Linked DNA regions of Homo sapiens: region 1 is linked to region 2. A link is an interaction called in ENCODE POLR2A ChIA-PET data of the cell type or tissue named here. Cell type or tissue: PC-9. All regions are shown on one strand. Links, peaks and the distances in the headings refer to the core of each region. The heading gives the core; the rest is flanking DNA.

Region 1 (8,331 bases), core at 227-8,226, 74 kb after region 2:
ACAATCTAAGTCATCTCCCAAAAGAGGATTTTTCAGGGAAGAAACAGATCATTTAATTAAAAACCTTCTGGGCAAGAGAATTAGCAAACTTATTAATTCTTCTGATGAGCTCCAAGACAACTTTCGAGAGTTCTATGACAGCTGGCATAGCAAGTCCACTGACTACCATGGTTTGTTGTTACCGCATATCGAGGGGCCCGAAATCAAAGTCTGGGCCCAGCGCTACCTACGTTGGATTCCAGAAGCCCAAATCCTAGGTGGTGGCCAAGTGGCCACTCTGAGCAAACTCTTGGAAATGATGGAGGAAGTCCAGAGTTTACAAGAGAAGATCGACGAGAGACACCACAGCCAGCAGGCCCCCCAGGCTGAGGCCCCCTGCCTGCTGAGGAACTCTGCCCGCCTCTCGTCTTTGTTTCCTTTCGCTCTGCTCCAGCGACATTCCTCTAAGCCCGTCTTACCCACCAGTGGCTGGAAAGCTTTGGGAGATGAAGACGATTTGGCCAAACGAGAAGATGAGTTCGTGGACCTAGGGGATGTGTGACCTGTTTGTTGAGTGATTGTGAAAGAGGAATGTGGGAGATTGGGACAGCTGATCCCTGGATTTGTGTCACGCTACAGCTCATGCTGGCTGGGTCCTTAGCCCGGCACTCCGTTAGAATAAACCTGGGCCTTCGGGAAAAGAGGTGGCTCTCATTATTTTTCATGATTCTAAAAGACTATGCAATTAAAACCGCATCTGTAGTATTACTAATTGGAAGGAATTATTACTTGACCCGTAATAGGGTTGTGGCCGTTTTCTGATGCCTAAGTATTATACAGAGCCCACAATGGCCAGTTTACTACCAGAAAGGGCTTCAGTAAGATATTCTTGGACTTGATACTTTCTTCAGATCCTCTTTGTGCCAAGATAATTTATCCAGTCATTGGGAATAGTAAGTTTCTGTGTAACCCATCTCAATTATAGAAGCAAGTTCAGCTTTATGTATTTGTATGGGGAGTTGAAGATTCAGATAGAGGTATTAAGATGTGTGGCATTTACTTAAACCATCACATTTTTTTCTTTCTACGCCCCCTTGCCTGTAAAACACCTGGGAAGTTCCACTGGTGTCATCCATCCTGATGCTTCAGACCACCCTCCCTTCTTCACAGACCGTGTCACTTTGCCTGTGGGTGGGGGCTAGCCAGCCACCACCCTCTTTTCTGTGCTGCCAGCCCCAGGTCTTCCTCCGCCTGCTCCACACCACTCGCCGCTGTCCCTCTGCACTCCCTGCCTTGGTGCGTGTAGTCCCAGTGTCTCACTGCCAAACCTCTTGGTTACGCTGCGGGGATCTGTTTCTTTGCCTGAGATCCTTCCTGAGGAGCGTCCATTCCTCTGGAGTCTCTCCTTGTTTGGAACAAATCGCTTCGCCTTTTTCTACTTGCCTGCTGAAGCTTTGGAGCACTTGTGATTGCAGTTTTCTGCCGCAACCCCTGAGCCGAGTTCCTCACATTCTTTTACCTTTATGGACTGATGGGATTGGGTCACTTTTGAATGTGGCTTTCATAGGAAAGCAGCTTAAACATAAATATCAGAAGTGATGATTATCATATGATACCTCAGTGATTTTAAAAGCCATAGAAGAAACTTGACTATGCCTGGTCACCTTCTTGGATCTGCTGTCTAAATGATATATATATGATATATATGTGATATATATATATCATATATATGATATATATATATATATCACATATATATGATATATATATGATATATATATATCACATATATATGATATATATATCATATATATGATATATATTTTTTTTAATGCAGGAAAGTATACTTTGTAAGGAGCAGATTTTTTTGTTCTCAGTGGAACCCTGTCAAATCGCATAAAAGAGGAAAAAAACAAAACTCATTAGAATGTTTTAAATTGAATGTTCGCCTTTTACATATATTTGCTCTTCAGTATGGATCCCAATTTGAATGTTACATGTTCGGAAAAACTTTCAGTTGCTCAAGGGCAATAAGAAAATTTGAGGCCGGGTGTGGTGGCTCACGCCTGTAATCCCAGCACTTTGGGAGGCTCAGGTGGGCGAATTGCTTGAGCCCAGGAGTTCGAGACCAGCCGGGGCAACATGGCAAAACCCTGTCTCTACTAAAAATACAAAAATTAGCTGGGTGTGGTGGTGCATGCCTGTAGTCCCAGCTACTCGGGAGGCTGAGGTGGGAGGATCCCGTGAGCCTGGGAGGTGGAGTTTGCAGTGAGCTAAGATCGTGCCACTGCACTCCGGCCTGGGTGATGGAGCAAGACCTCGTCTCAGAAAATTGGAAACTATTGACTAAGAGAAGTTTCTAGGTTTGCACTGAATTGTCTTTTGTACATACAGTGAATTGTTTTGCTGTTCTCCCCACTCCATATTAATGCAGGAGCCAGGTTGGTCTGTTAGGATGAACAAAGGTTGAGGGGAGGGCAGGATTCGTGCATCTGGGGGCCAAACACATGTTCCGTCTTGATTGCCTTAAGAGTTACTAGCGAGGTCAGTGTTAGGCTTGCAATAGGGATTTTAAAATACACTAACTAGTTCCTTAGCTACCTTCACATACATTCTATAGGCCTTCTTAAATTAGCACTAACCTCCACTTCCTTCTCTGCCCCATTGCCTCCCAAATATGCTATGGAGCTATTTTTGTTACCACGTTATAACGTGAATATTTATACAGTAGCCTCTTCAGGCTTTGTAATTTTCATTCCAAAAATGCCCGGTGTGATGCTTTACACTCTACAAAGTATGGTTTAAAGGCACAAGGTCATGGCCTTTGTCATAGCAGTTGAATGTGCATTGACATATTTTTCTATGATTTTTTAAAATTACAATAGAAAAATAAGCTGTTGTAACGTGTAAGGTCATGACAATTTTTGTATTTATATTTGAAATCAGATTTCTATAACTCGTATTTGTGTACAGAATTCTCAATGGATTTATATATTGTGAAATTTTTATCTGAGATTGGGATGTGGATTATGCTTAACAGTGAGAGCTGAAATGAGACCATTTACTTTGTTTAAAATGCTGTACTGTGCAAGTTTGGAAATGTAAATTAATTTACTGTATATAATATCTTGAGTTTGTTTATACCTCCAAGTTTTTACACTGAAGATAAACTAGCTTTAATTCAAAACTTTTTTTTTCTTTATAAGGGAATAAGCTGTTGAGCTAAACCTGTATACTTGTGCTTTTTATTTTCTGGATGCACAATGAAAGTTTATACTTGTATCTCACTGCATCATATCTGATTGCAGAAATTAAAGCACAATTTACAAGCAATACTGTACTTGGTGTGGTTGGTATAACACATGGAGTAATCCGTTTCATTCTTTCAGGAAATATTGAGCATGTACTGGGTACTTGGCAGGGCCAGTGGGGACAGCAGGGAAGAGTGCAGTTTGCGTTCTTGTGGGGCACAGGGAGGTTTGGTGGTGGGAACCGATAACCAAACAAATATTTATAATAGGTGATTTGCAGTTACATGTATATCACAGCACTATTCACAATAGCAAAGACATGGAATCAACCCAGGTGCCCATCAGTGATGGATTGGATCAGGAAAATGTGGTACATATACACCATGGGATACTATACAGCTATAAAAAAGAATGGAATCACGTCCTTTGCGGCAACATGGATGCAGCTGGAGTCCATTATCCTAAGTGAATTAATGCAGAAACAGAAAACCAAATACTGAATGTTCTCATAAGTGGGAGCTAAACATTGGGTATTGGACGTAAAGATAAGAACAACAGACACGGGACTCAAAATGGGGAGGGAGTCAGGGAAGGGTTGAAAAACCACCTATTGGGTACTGTGTTCACCATTTGAGTGATGGGTTCAATTGAAGCCCAAACTTCAGCATCACGCAATATACCCATGTAATAAACCTGCACATGTACCCTCTGAATCTAAGGTAAAAATAATAAAAAATCTAGCTGACACTGTGGCTCACGCCTGTAATACCAGCACTTTGGGAGGCCGAGGCGGGCGGATCACCTGAAGTGTCGGGAGTTCAAGACCAGCCTGGCAACGTGGTGAAACCCTGTCTCTACTAAAAATACAAAATTAGCTGGGTGTGGTGGCGCATGCCTGTGATCCCAGCTACTTGGGAGGATGAGGCAGGAGAATCGCTTGAACCTGAGAGGTGGAGGTTGCAGTGAGCCAAGATAGCACCACGGCACTCCAGCCTGGGCAACAGAGGAGGGCTCTGTCTGAAAAGAAAAAAAAATCCCAGGTGATGATAAAATGCTGAAGAAAAAATAGGGTGGGGATAGGGTGATTAAAAGAAAAGAGTTTTTAACCCTGAAATTAAATATTATTACCTCTCTGCTTTTTGTGGGGATCTGTAAAATTAGAATTCTGTTACTCTGGAATAAAAATTGCTGGAAGAGATCTGAGTACATTTAAACCATGAAAGATAGAAAAAGGCTTTGTTTTTGCTTTCAGAGAGGTTAAGTGAGCGAGCACAGGGTAAGATGGCTTATGAGAGTAGGATTTGTTTCTAATTCGTTTTAATACTTAACTAGATTGAGACATAGCACTTTGTATGTTCTGAGAAACAAGGCTCATATTTCTTTGACCTTTCCTACCTACAGAGGAGGCTTCCCACTCTGCTGCTTGTCCCCATCCCCCTTTCCTATCTGGCCAGCACACTATGTCCAGAAAGCTAGCTCTGAGACACCCCTGGAATTTAATAAGCTCTCATGGATGCCACGTGCTTTTCAGATGTTTTGCTTCTTTGGTGTTTGTATTAAATTCCCAAGTAGTAGTTGTGACCGTAGAGTTTAGCAGCTTCTCGTCTTATTTTCCACATTTGTTTAGCTCTTGTACTTTTGGTGGACTTAGCTGTCTCTCACTCTTGATTTTGCTTGTTCCTTGATGTCCAGGTGAGGGCATGGAGGGACTTGGGGAGTAAAGAGTGGAATGTTCTCCGTCCAGTGTGAAACAGGGTGGGGGGTCGGCTCCTGTTGGGAACTAGCCCCTGTGCCTTCACGTCCCCTATCATTAAGGGAGTTGGAGGCAGAGGGGGGCCTGTCTATAGCCTGTTTTCTGGCCAGGCGCAGTGGCTCACACCTGTAATCCAGCACTTTGGGAGGCTGATCACAAGGTCAGGAGATCAAGACCATCCTGGCTAACATGGTGAAACCCCGTCTCTACTAAAAATACAAAAAAATTAGCCATGCGTGGTGGTGGGCGCCTGAAATCCCAGCTACTTGGGAGGCTGAGGCAAGAGAATAGCATGAACCTGGGAGGCGGAGCTTGCAGTGAGCAGAGATCACACCACTGCACTCGAGCCTGGGCGACAGAGCGACTCTGTCTCAAAATAAATAAATAAATGAATAAAGCAAGCCTGTTTTCTGAGCCCTTCCTGTGGTCGTGTGCTGGGCTTGTGTCCCACTGTGGCTCTAGATTATTTATAAATGTGTCCCTGGGGCAGGACAATTTGGGGCTGAGCACGCAGGATGCCCCTGCCCTGCTGCAGAGACAAGAGCTATAGAGATGCATGGCCTTATTGGGTCCACCTTCCACACACACATACAACACCCTGAAAAGTACTAGCATGAGGGTGGGAGAGGCAAGACCCTGTTTGTACCGTGGGTTCCAGTGTAACCAGGGATGTGTCCAAGTGCCTACACTTGAGTTTGTTGATAACCAGGCTAGCTGTGGGTAGTGCAAAATCAGTGTTTTAAATATCATGTGTTGAAAAGTAATTTGAGTGGCTTTATGTCTGAAAACAGACATCTCAGCCTGTTTTGTGGTTCAGACCCAGGTTCTTTTCTTTTTAAATCCCCTATTACACTGTCTGCCCTTAGCAATTAAAGGATATAAAGTGTGTTACTATATGAAAATATGCACAGTAAGCTTTTTTCAATATATAATCTGTAGGTTCACACACAGTAAGCTTTTTGGACTTGTTTTTTAAAAACTTCCATTTTGCTAGCCAGTTTCATAAAGGGCTGTCTGGACCTGAATGTTTTTATGAAATCCTGAATGGAGGACTTTTCAAATTGTCTTCGCAGAAGTCTGGGGCCCAGTGAATGTTGTGCTTACTCATCCCCAGCACTGAAAGGGCACAAGTGCATGCCATTCCTGGGAAGGAAAAGAATGCAGATGGATGGCATTTCATCCCTGGACTGACCCTGAGGACTCTGCTTGGAATGCTACTGCAGTAGCCTCCAGGAGAGGATGGAAAAGACCTCTCCTCTCTCCCCAGCTGATGGGGGTGGGGTGGGGGGAAGCAGTAGAGATTGGTGGGGGTGGGGCAGGGGTGGACTGGGAAGGTGCACAAGGGAATGTTCTGGAGTGATGGTAGATGGTAGCATTGTATATCTTTTTTTTTTTTTTTTTTTTTTTGAGACAGAGTCTTGCTCTGTCGCCCAGGCTGGAGTGCAGTGGCACGATCTTGGCTCACTGCAACCTCTGCCTCCCGGGTTCAAGCAATTCTCCCACCTCAGCCTCCCAACTAACTGGGATTACAGGCGCCCACCACCAGGCCCGGCTAATTTTTTTTTTTTTTTGGTATTTTTAGTAGAGACGGGGTTTCACCGTGTTAGCCAGGATGGTCTCGATCTCCTGACCTCGTGATCCGCCCACCTCGGCCTCCCAAAGTGCTGGGATTACAGGCGTGAGCCACCGCGCCTGGCCAAAAAAAAAAAAAAATTTTTTTTTTTTGAGACAGGATCTCATTCTGTTGCCAAGGCTGGTGTGCAGTGGCGTGACCACAGCTCACTACAGCCTTGACTTCCATTTTGTAGAAATGGAATCTCACTATGTTGCCCAGGCCGGTCTTGAACTTCTGAGCTTGAGTGATCCTCCTGCCTTGTCCTCCAAGAGTGGTGGGTTTGGAGGTATGAGCCACCGTGCCTGGTTCTGGCTCTCTGAAGCCAGACTGCCTGAGTCTGAATCCCTGCTTTGCAGCTTACAAACTAGGATAACATCCCTCCATCTCTGTTTCCTCATCAGTAAAATGGCACCATGCCCAGAACCCACCTCACTGGAGAGTTGGAGGTTTAAGGATAAGTGTCTATTATAATGTAAATATTCAATACATGGAGCTATTATTATCTATGTGTGTGGTCATTTACATACATCATGTAAACAGAGGGATGTGTGTGTGTGTGTGCGTGTGTGTGTGTGTGTTTAAACTTAATCTGCACCCCAGGAACAATTAACATTTGAAGTATCCTAAACAGGAACCCAGGTTCCAAAGGTGGCTACATAAGCACTTCAAATGTTTTCAAAATCTATCCCAGAAGGTTTGTTGAACAGCACATGGAATGTTAAAAATCATCTTTCAAAGGTGCAATGAGTGGGTACTTGAGGTATGTGGTTGGCTAGAAATGTCAAAGAGGCCTCACTTTCACACCTAGAGGATATACAAATCCATCAGGCCCAGCAGTATAAACACATCAGAGCAGAGAACGAGGCCTAAAAACCCTCCACATCACCAGACGGACTGCAGGGTTAGCTGGTCCTGCTGTCTCGTAGCATCTTTTTGTTTTTGTTTTGAAACAGGGTCTTACTCTGTCACCCAGGCTGGAGTGCAGTGGCACAGTCATGGCTCACTGCAACCTCCGCCTCCCAGGCTCAAGTGATCCTCCCACCTCAGCCTCCCTGGTGGCTGGGACTACAGGGGCGTGCTACTGTGCCCGGCTAATTTTTGTATTTTTAGTAGAGACAGGGTTTTGCCATATTGCCCAGGCTGGTCTGTAACTCCTGGGCTCAAGTGATCCACCTGCCTCAGCCTTCCAAAGTGCTAGGATTACAGGTGTGAGCCACCACGCCCAGCCTGTATCTAACTTAAGAGTAAAACTTTCATGCAAGGTATTGTGTGGAGGCCTGAGGACACAGAGTGGGAATCCTCCACAAAGTCTAAGAACAGGAAATACGACTATTTTTTTTTCTTTTGAATTTTTAATGACCAAAACAAAGCATCTAAAACCGCAGCTTCTGGAAGAACCACTTGTTCTTGCCTGTCTTATATCTCTCTTCAAACTTGACCTTGGCTTCTCGTGGGGCCTTGCGTTTAAGAGCAGGGTCTCTAAAGACATCCTTATTGATGACAGTTTTGTCTAAGGGAATAAGATACCCACAGAATACCTTGTGGCCATTAGGTGATTGTAGTTATAAACTTTCACAAAAGACTTGATCTTTGACCTCTTGGAGATCTTCTTCTTGCCCATGGCAGCTGTCACTTTGAGGGGATAGCGGTCAATTCCAGCCACCAGAGCATGGCTGAAGGGGCTATCTGAGGTGCCATCATCATTGTTCTTCACAATGATGGCTTTGCGTCCA
Region 2 (8,331 bases), core at 163-8,162:
TTGATCTCCTGACCTTGTGATCCGCCCGCCTCGGCTCCCAAAGTGCTGGGATTACAGGCGTGAGCTACTGCGCCCGGCCTATGGTTGCATTTGTAATTGTGTAAAAATTTATAGCCTACATGTGGTTGTCATGTGTGAAGATATTATGCTTGATCCATATTGGTAGATTATATAGGTTAAGTTTTTCCAGTAAATACCCACTCTCAGTTTCTCATCAAGTTGTGCTTGTGACTTCTGATGTGTTGTGGTTTTTTTTTTTTTTTTTTTTTTTTGAGATGGCAAAGAGGGCAGTGAGTTTGTAGCCATTGACAAGAGAACATGCAGGTTCTGAAAAGGGCTCAAGCTGAGATCTTGGCTTTGTTAGGATGATGCCCACGGTAGCCACCTGTGGGGGCCTACATGAGGTTTATAAAAAAGCAGTGGTAGACATCCCTGGTAGATGGAGTTTTGATCAACTACAAATTCAGCAACATTGATAAGCCAAAGTTGTCTCAGCCTAGCACCATGAGTTTATTCTCACTGAATCAAGTTTATGATGGATGAGTGCTATGTAAACGTCTTCTAAGCTTTCAAAATGAATCATTTGAAATAAACCTCTTGAGATTGGGAGGCAGGATTGAACTGAAATAATTCTTTTAATCTCTAATCTCCTGTTGGCTTTGGGAGGAGGAATAGGGGAGGTGGAAATAGAGAGGGATTCTGGGGGGGAGTACAGTGCTGGGAGAGATGGAAAGGCCTCAGGGCCTCACCCTTCCTTTATTCCCCTTTGCTTACCTCCCGTATCGCAACTCTAAGGAAAGCAAGAGCTTGTCAGTAGCTCTTCATACTAGCTGTAATGCCAGTTCCTTTAAGCTTCAGTTATATTTCTACCTCGAAAATGGGAATAATGATATGTCCATGTTATATAATAGACATGTATGAACATTTATTAATATCAAATGCCATTATGCATGTAAAGCCCCTAGCACAGGATACTTAGATGTAGTTAACCTTTAAGAGATGTGGGCCATTATTGTTGTTATTCAGAAGTTTCGTCAGAGCCACTTGGATGGCTTCAGAAAGTGCTTAATCATTAATCTTAAGAGTGCATAAATCTTTCCCAGCTAAGGTATTAATAAAAGGGGAGTATTTTGTTGTGATTGTTGCCATGTTGTCATGCCAGGAAAGTTCCTTGTGTGGTAACTCTTTCTTAGAAAATTTTTTGCTATCTCTAAAAGTTTCTTTTCCTTGTTCCTTTATACATTTGCGAATGATTTGGTTATATTTAAAATTCCAATGTAATGAGAACACTTAGTTATTGACTTTTTTCATTATTAACATTTGGCCTTTGACATTTTGCTAGTTTCATTGTGTGGACTTATTTTTCTTCCCTCTTCCCTAATTTTTTTTTTTTTTTTATACGGAGTCTTGCTCTGTCGCCTGGGCTGGAGTGCAGAGTGCATTGGCATGATCTTGGCTCACTGCAACCTCCGCCTGCCGGGTTCAAGCGATTCGCCTGCCTCAGCCTCCCAAGTAGCTGGGATTACAGGCTCGTGCCACCATGCCTGGCTAATTTTTGTATTTTTGGTGGAGACGGGGTTTCACCATGTTGGTCAGGCTGGTCTCGAACTCCTGACCTTGTGATCTACCCACCTCGGCTTCCCAAAGTGCTGGGATTACAGGCGTGAGCCACCGTACCCAGCCCCTCTTTCCTAATTTCTAATGGTCTCTCTTCAAAGGTTAAATTTTGTCCATTTATCACATCTCTTTAGTGGTTCATTTAAGATATGAGTAAATCAAATCAAGTAAAATCATAACTAGCATAAATAAAATCAAATTGTCTCTGAAACTAATACTCTCTTTATTTCAAAGGCAGTTGTAAAACCATGCTGTTTTGATTTCATATTTAAATGCTTTTCCTAAAATAATAGCCATCACTTTTCCCTCTCGTACCCTGTCCTTCATTTCCTATAGGCCTGGCTGGTGCACAGGCTTTCAGAGGTGGCATGCAAAACCTCAGTTGTTTTGGGAAGGGAGGGATTTCAGCCGTAAGATAGGGCTTATGTATAAGTGGGGGCAAGGGAAGCCCTGGCCACAGTGATGAAATATGTTGAAGATGACCTTCCTCTTGTGACAGATTGCCAGCTCCTGTTTCAGACAATGTTTTTTGTTTTTTGTTTTTGTTTTTGTTTTTTTGCTTTTGCTAAGAGTTTTTTTGTTTGTTTTTTATTTTTTGTTTATTTTTATTTTTATTATTATTTTTTGAGATGGAGTAGTCTCTGTCACCCAGGCTGGAGTGCTGTGGCACAATCTCTGCCTCCCAGTTTCAAGCGATTCTTGTGGTATCTCAGCCTCCTGAGTAGCTAGGGTTACAGGGGTGTGCCACCATGCCCGGTTAATTTTTGTATTTTTAGTAGAGACAGGGTTTCGCCATGTTGGCCAGACTGGTCTCAAACTCCTACCCTCAGGTGATCCACCCACCTCGGCCCCCCAAAGTGCTGGGATTACAGGCATGAGCCACTGCGCCCAGCCTTTGCTAAGAGTATTGAAGTATTTGAGAACACTTGAAGTGAATGAGTCCTGTTTTTCAAATAAAAAAATCTATGTTCCTCCAAACATAAAATTGAATCCCTTGAGATCAACTTCCCAATGTGTCCCTGTCCTTGGAAGAAGTAATGATTCTCTTTCACTCTTGGTCTCCCCGTGAATATTTGCCTCCTGTCTATGCAAACCACTGGGAATAGCACTTTCCCTAGGGGGTCAGTCAGTCTGTGGTATTGGGTATCTTGCTAGTTAAAGAAGGGAATCTGGGGTTCAGATCCCAGGGATGAGTTGTTTGGCATCAGCAAGTACCCCTGTTTTATCTCTGAGGGACTCCTGGGCTGGCCTCAGTGTTTATACTTTGTGCCTTCTCCTTTGATGCCCAAATGTATTCTCTTGGCCCCTCTTTTTTCACTCTTTACCTACCTACCTACCTGTCATCTGTCTGCAGCCCCCAGCCCCACCCCAGCTTGCCTAGTTTAGCTTCAAGTTCACTTGCCCTACAAATCTTTTTCTTTCTTTTTTTGAGATGGAGTCTTGCTCTGTTACCCAGCTGCAGTGCAGTGGCGAGATCTCGGCTCACTGCATCCTCCACCTCCCAGGCTCAAGCGATTCTCCTGCCTCAGCCTTCTGAGTAGTTGGGACTACAGGCGCATGCCACCACACCCGGCTAATTTTTGTATTTTTAGTAGAGATGGGGTTTCACCATGTTGGCCAAGCTAATCTTGAACTTCTGACCTCAGGTGATTTACCCGTCTTGGCCTCCCAGAGTGCTGGGATTAGAGGTGTGAGCCACTGTGCCTGGCCCCTACAAATCTCTTTATGCAGCTTTACGTTCTGGAGAAGAGAAGTGGCTGCTTTTTCTCTTTTTGTTTTAATGATCACTTTCTGCTACCTGCTGAATAAAGATGATCTATGCTAAAAGGGTGACAGGAAGAACCTGATGTACCTATAAGTAGTACCTGAGGAGCGCAGTAAGTATGGCAGATGTAATCTGGGTGGCAGACAGAGAGGGGGTATGGGAGCTCTGGGGTGCATGAGAGAGGCCCTCAGTGTGGTGAGGGTGTGGCTGTCTCTGTGTCTGGTCCTGTTACAGAGGAGCAACTGAGGAATAAACCAACCACAGTAGGAGTCTGGGGATGGAAACAAGGTGCCATAGCATTGTGGAAGAGACTTTGATTTTGCAAAGTTCTGATCCAGGCTCAGCCACTTGGTGGTGACCTTAGACATGTAACTTCACCTATCCGAGACTTCCTTTTCTTACCTGTAACGTGAATAGGTGTCTTCCCTGCAGGCTGATTTAGAGGATGAGAAGAAATAAACCATATAAACCCAGCTAAGGACTTGACACATGGCAGATACTCAACAACTGCTAGGTGCTGTTATTATTAATAACTTGAACTGGAAGATTTGTTATTTAAGCAACATTTTTATGTATCTACCATTTGCTAAGCACTATTAAAATTAGGAATGCAAAGAAACAGTCTGTGCACTCAGGAGCTTCACCTTCTCTTGGGGAGATGGCTGGTCACCAGAGTTCTCTGCACAGAGGTCGGAGCTGCCTACTTATGAGGGAGGCATGCCCAAGTGCTCTGGGGGCACAGAGCAAGACCCACTGCAGAACCCAAGGCAGCATCTGGTCTTATGCAAAAGCTGTGTAGGACTTGGAAAGGTCGACATTAAAGCGGGATTTGGTGTGGGGAGGAGGGGGATAATGTAGCAAGCAGGCAAGAGGGGTGTGAAAGGCTCATAGCTGTGTTAGGACTGGGTGACATCTTTCCCCATCTCTTATGTAAGGTGTGTGCACACATGTGTGATGGTGAGAGAGAAGTCTTGAGGAATAGAATCCAAGGGTCGCTGCTCGGACCTGCAGGAGTATCTCCAAGATTCTATGAGGATTCCTTCTTTCTGTGACATGCTGCTGTACCATAGATCAGTCTGGCCCTTAGTGAGCCTGTGGGCACCTCTCATCTGTCCCTGGTTCCTCTTGCCTTCTTCCTGCTCCAAGCCTTTTAACTTCTCCCAGCTCTTCCCCTAACTTAATGTTTATAGAGCAGTTTTGGAGGCGGTGGTAGAAGGGGAGGCACAGATGGCAATGCCATGTGTCTCTGCAGCTGCTGTCAGTCACATCCGTTAGCTTAAATCATAAAGCAGTGACAGCCCCATAACTGCCACCTGACACCTTTTTTCTGGCACTTGTACATATCCCAGCACAACAATCTTTACTTTCAGTATAATGTGGTAGTTAAGAGCATGGCTTTGGTGTCACACAGGGCTTCCTACTTGCTAATGGTGAATTTGGGCTGGGTGTTTAACTTCTCTGAGCCTCAGTTTTCTGATCTGTGAAATGGGAATAAAATAAAAGCCCGTAAGGTTGCTGTTAGTCTTAAGTGATGCAATCTGTGGAAAGCTGTTTACACAGTACCTAGCAGGTAGTGAACATTTATTAAATGTTATTTAGTTGCTATTATTCCTCACCACCCCAGAAGCTGCAGGTATGTGTGTGTGTGTGCGTGTGTGTGTATGTGTATGTGTGTGTGTGTGCGCATTCATGTGTGTGTTCTTTGGGCCACCAGTGCAGGTCCTGATTGTGGCAAGACTTGACCTCATTTCTTTCCAGCATTGTTCTTTTTTTTTTTTTTTTTTTGAGATGGAGTCTCGCTCTGTCGCCTAGGCTGGAGTGCAGTGGCGCGATCTCGGCTCACTGCAAGCTCCGCCTCCCGGGTTCGTGCCATTCTCCTGCCTCAGCCTCCAGAGTAGCTGGGACTACAGACGCCTGCCACCACGCCCAGCTAATTTTTTTTTTTGTATTTTTAGTAGAGACGGGGTTTCACTGTGTTAGCCAGGATGATCTCGATCTCCTGACCTCATGATCCGCCCGCCTCTGCCTCCCAAAGTGCTGGGATTACAGGCGTGAGCCACTGCGCCTGGCCTCAGCATTGTTCTTCTCTGGCACTCTAAGTGTGTGTCTGGAGCCAGGCATGCTGTCCCTCTTATAGGACTGCCATACCCACCATGGGTACCTTTACAGTCTACCTGGAGGGCCTCCCTTCCTGCACAGTTTTCTTTTTCAGTGAGTCGTTTCATGGATTTCCTTTCTGTCCTGTAACAGTATCTTCATCTGTCTCAAGGGCTTCTAGGAGGACTTGGGGTTTGGGCAGTATGTTAAGTCCAGAGCTTGATACCTGCAATTCAGCTTGGCTTCTCTCTCCTTTCAAGTGAGCCTTCCCAGCTTCTGCCAACAGCACCCTTCTTTCCCTAATCACTCATATGCCCAACCAATCACAGCCCCCACTGTGCCCTTTGTGGGGCCCTCTGTGGTGATCCGTCTGTGTTTCCATGGCCACCTTCTGTCTAGCATCTCCTGGTGCATGCAACCACCTACCACAAGAGCTTGACTGGCCTCTCCACTTCCCACTGCTCCCCGTCTGCACCACCCCCAGATGCCCACACACCACAGCCAGCCTTCTGCTGAACGCGGCCTTCATGTTGTCATCTTCCCATTTAAGAGCCCTCCACGCTTCTTGCCCCTTCCACTGATCCAAATCCTAACTAGCTTTCAAGGCACAGCCAAGATCCTGCCTGCTTCTGGTTCTGTTGAAGGAGCATTAGCTTGGATTTGGGAGGCCTCTGCCTCTAGCCATTTCTTTTCTTTGTGACCTTTTGCTTCCTGAGGCAGGTCCTTATCCCATCAAGCTTGCCAACCGTCTTTGGGTGTGGTTCACCGATAATAAGAGAATCAAGCCAGTTAACTGTTTGGTGAGATCAGGTCTGTGGGATCTGAGGCTTATACTGGTATTTGGGTCCTAACATTTATTTTCTAATGTAAGTTTTATTTATTTCTTTCTTTAATAGGGAGAGTTTAATGAGGTATTGGGATTGTTTAAAGGCCTAGTGAATGCCTGGTGAGAGTGATCCTTGCTAAGAATCATAAATGAGTAATGCTTTCACTGCACTTCAAGAAATGATGAGCTGTCAAAACAGAGTGAGGAATTTAGTTTGCATCTTAATGAGCAGATACTCTCTTCCTTCAAAAAAAAAAAAAAAACCTGAGGTCAGGAAAAAAGCAGGGTCTAAATGTGAAGAAAAGGATTTAGAATGGCCAAGTGAATAAGTATTGCTTAGCTGTTGGGGGTAATGAATTGTCCAAGGTCATTGCCTGTTCCCCTGCCCTGGAGACTTGTTACAACTGAAAGAACATTTGTAGGTATTACTTTGTAATAGGAAAAAAGTTGAAGATTTGTGGTTGCCTAGGGTTAGAGGTACAATGTAAACAGAGGGATTGAGTGGGGAATAACAGGTCAGCTTTGGTATGAGGTGCTTTGCCTTAGAATATTCCTTTTGGGATGATGAAAATGATCTAAAATTGATTGTGGTGATGATTGTACAACTATGAATATACTGAATACCATTTCAACACTTTATATTGTTAAACATTATATTAAATACTTTGGTGAATTACATGGTTGGTAAATTATATCTTTTTTTTTTTTTTTTTAGACGGAGTCTCGCTCTGTCACCCAGGCTGGAGTGCAGTGGCGCGATCTCGGCTCACTGCAAGCTCCGCCTCCCAGGTTCACACCATTCTCCTGCCTCAGCCTCCCAAGTAGCTGGGACTACAGGCGCCCGCCATCACGCCCAGCTAATTTTTTGTATTTTTTAGTAGAGACGGGGTTTCACCATGTTAGCCAGGATGGTTTCGATCTCCTGACCTTGTGGTCCGCCCACCTTGGCCTCCCAAAGTGCTGGGATTACAGGCGTGAGCCACCGCGCCCGGCCACTTTTTTTTTTTTTTTTTAAAGAGAATGTTTTCCTCTGTTACCCAGGCTGGAGTGCAGTAACATGATCATAGCTCACTGCAACCTTCAACTCCTGGGCTCAAGGGATCCTCCCACCTCAGCCTACTGAGTAGCTGAGACTACAGGCACGTGTTACTGTTCCTAAGTTTTTTTTTGGTAGGGACAGGTTTCACTGTGTTGCCCAGGCTAGTCTCAAACTCCTGGCCTCAAGCAATCCCCACTCCCCCACCACCTCACCCTTCCAAAGTACTGGGATTACAGGCAAAGTGTAAATCGCCATGCCCAGCCAATTACACCTTTTTTTTTCTCGTTTCTTTTTTTGGAGACAAGGTCTTGCTCTGTTGCCCAGACTGGAATGCAGTGGTGTGATCTCAGCTCACTCCAGCCTCAACCTCCTGGGCTGAAGCAATCTTCCTGCCTTAGCCTCCCAAGTAGCTGGGACTACAGGTACACACAACATGCCCAGGTAATTTTGTTCATTTTTTGTAAAAACAAGGTCTCACTATGTTACCCAGGCTGATCTCGAACTCCTGGGCTCAAGAGATCCTCCCACCCTCGGCCTCCCAAAGTGTTGGGATTACAGACGTTAGCCACTGTGTCTGACCTCAATTATATCTTAATAAAGTGTTTGTTTTTTTTTTTGAGACAGAGTCTTGCCTCATCGTCCAGGCTGGAATGCAATGGCGTGATCTCAGCTAACTGCAATCTCCACCTCCTGGGTTCAAGCAATTCTCCTGCCTCAGCCTCCCTAGTAGCTGGGATTTCAGGCATGTGCCACCATGCCCGGCTAACTTTTTTTTTGTATTTTTAGTAGAGATGGGGTTTCACCATATTGGCCAGGCCGGTCTCGAACTCCTAACATCAGGTGATCTGCCCGCCTTGGCCTCCCAAAATGCTGGGATTACAGGAATGAGCCACCATGCCCAGCCTTAATAAAGCTTTTACAAAGACAGAGTTTAAAGTTCAAAAGTGTAAGCTTGGTGTCAGAATTGATACTGAGTTCTGGCTTTAC

The links. ChIA-PET counts read pairs that join two places held together with the same protein. Peaks named below come from ENCODE experiments on the same cell type or tissue, not always from the same donor. Only the 100,000 strongest peaks of a DNase experiment are listed, where the experiment ranks them.
Region 1: POLR2A ChIA-PET joins it to region 2 with 11 read pairs; 2 of 35 experiments call an interaction of 5 or more read pairs at or near these places.

Annotation. Positions count from the first base shown.
Region 1 is chr5:32,221,988-32,230,318 of GRCh38, reverse strand. It overlaps MTMR12 (myotubularin related protein 12), which reads left to right. Exons shown (of 16, transcript NM_001040446.3): 16 at 1-3,312. The coding sequence ends at 541. It also overlaps the pseudogene RPL27P10. Among named protein-coding and RNA genes, the nearest start is that of GOLPH3, 52 kb to the right of the region's middle. RefSeq lists a silencer at 6,022-6,316. In PC-9, for the core only: no CTCF peak of the experiment used is centred there; a DNase peak (open chromatin) is centred at 6,138; H3K27ac peaks cover 2,394 bases.
Region 2 is chr5:32,295,789-32,304,119 of GRCh38, reverse strand. All of the region lies in intron 1 of MTMR12 (myotubularin related protein 12), which reads left to right. Among named protein-coding and RNA genes, the nearest start is that of MTMR12, 13 kb to the left of the region's middle. RefSeq lists enhancers at 5,765-5,894, 5,955-6,044. In PC-9, for the core only: no CTCF peak of the experiment used is centred there; a DNase peak (open chromatin) is centred at 1,239.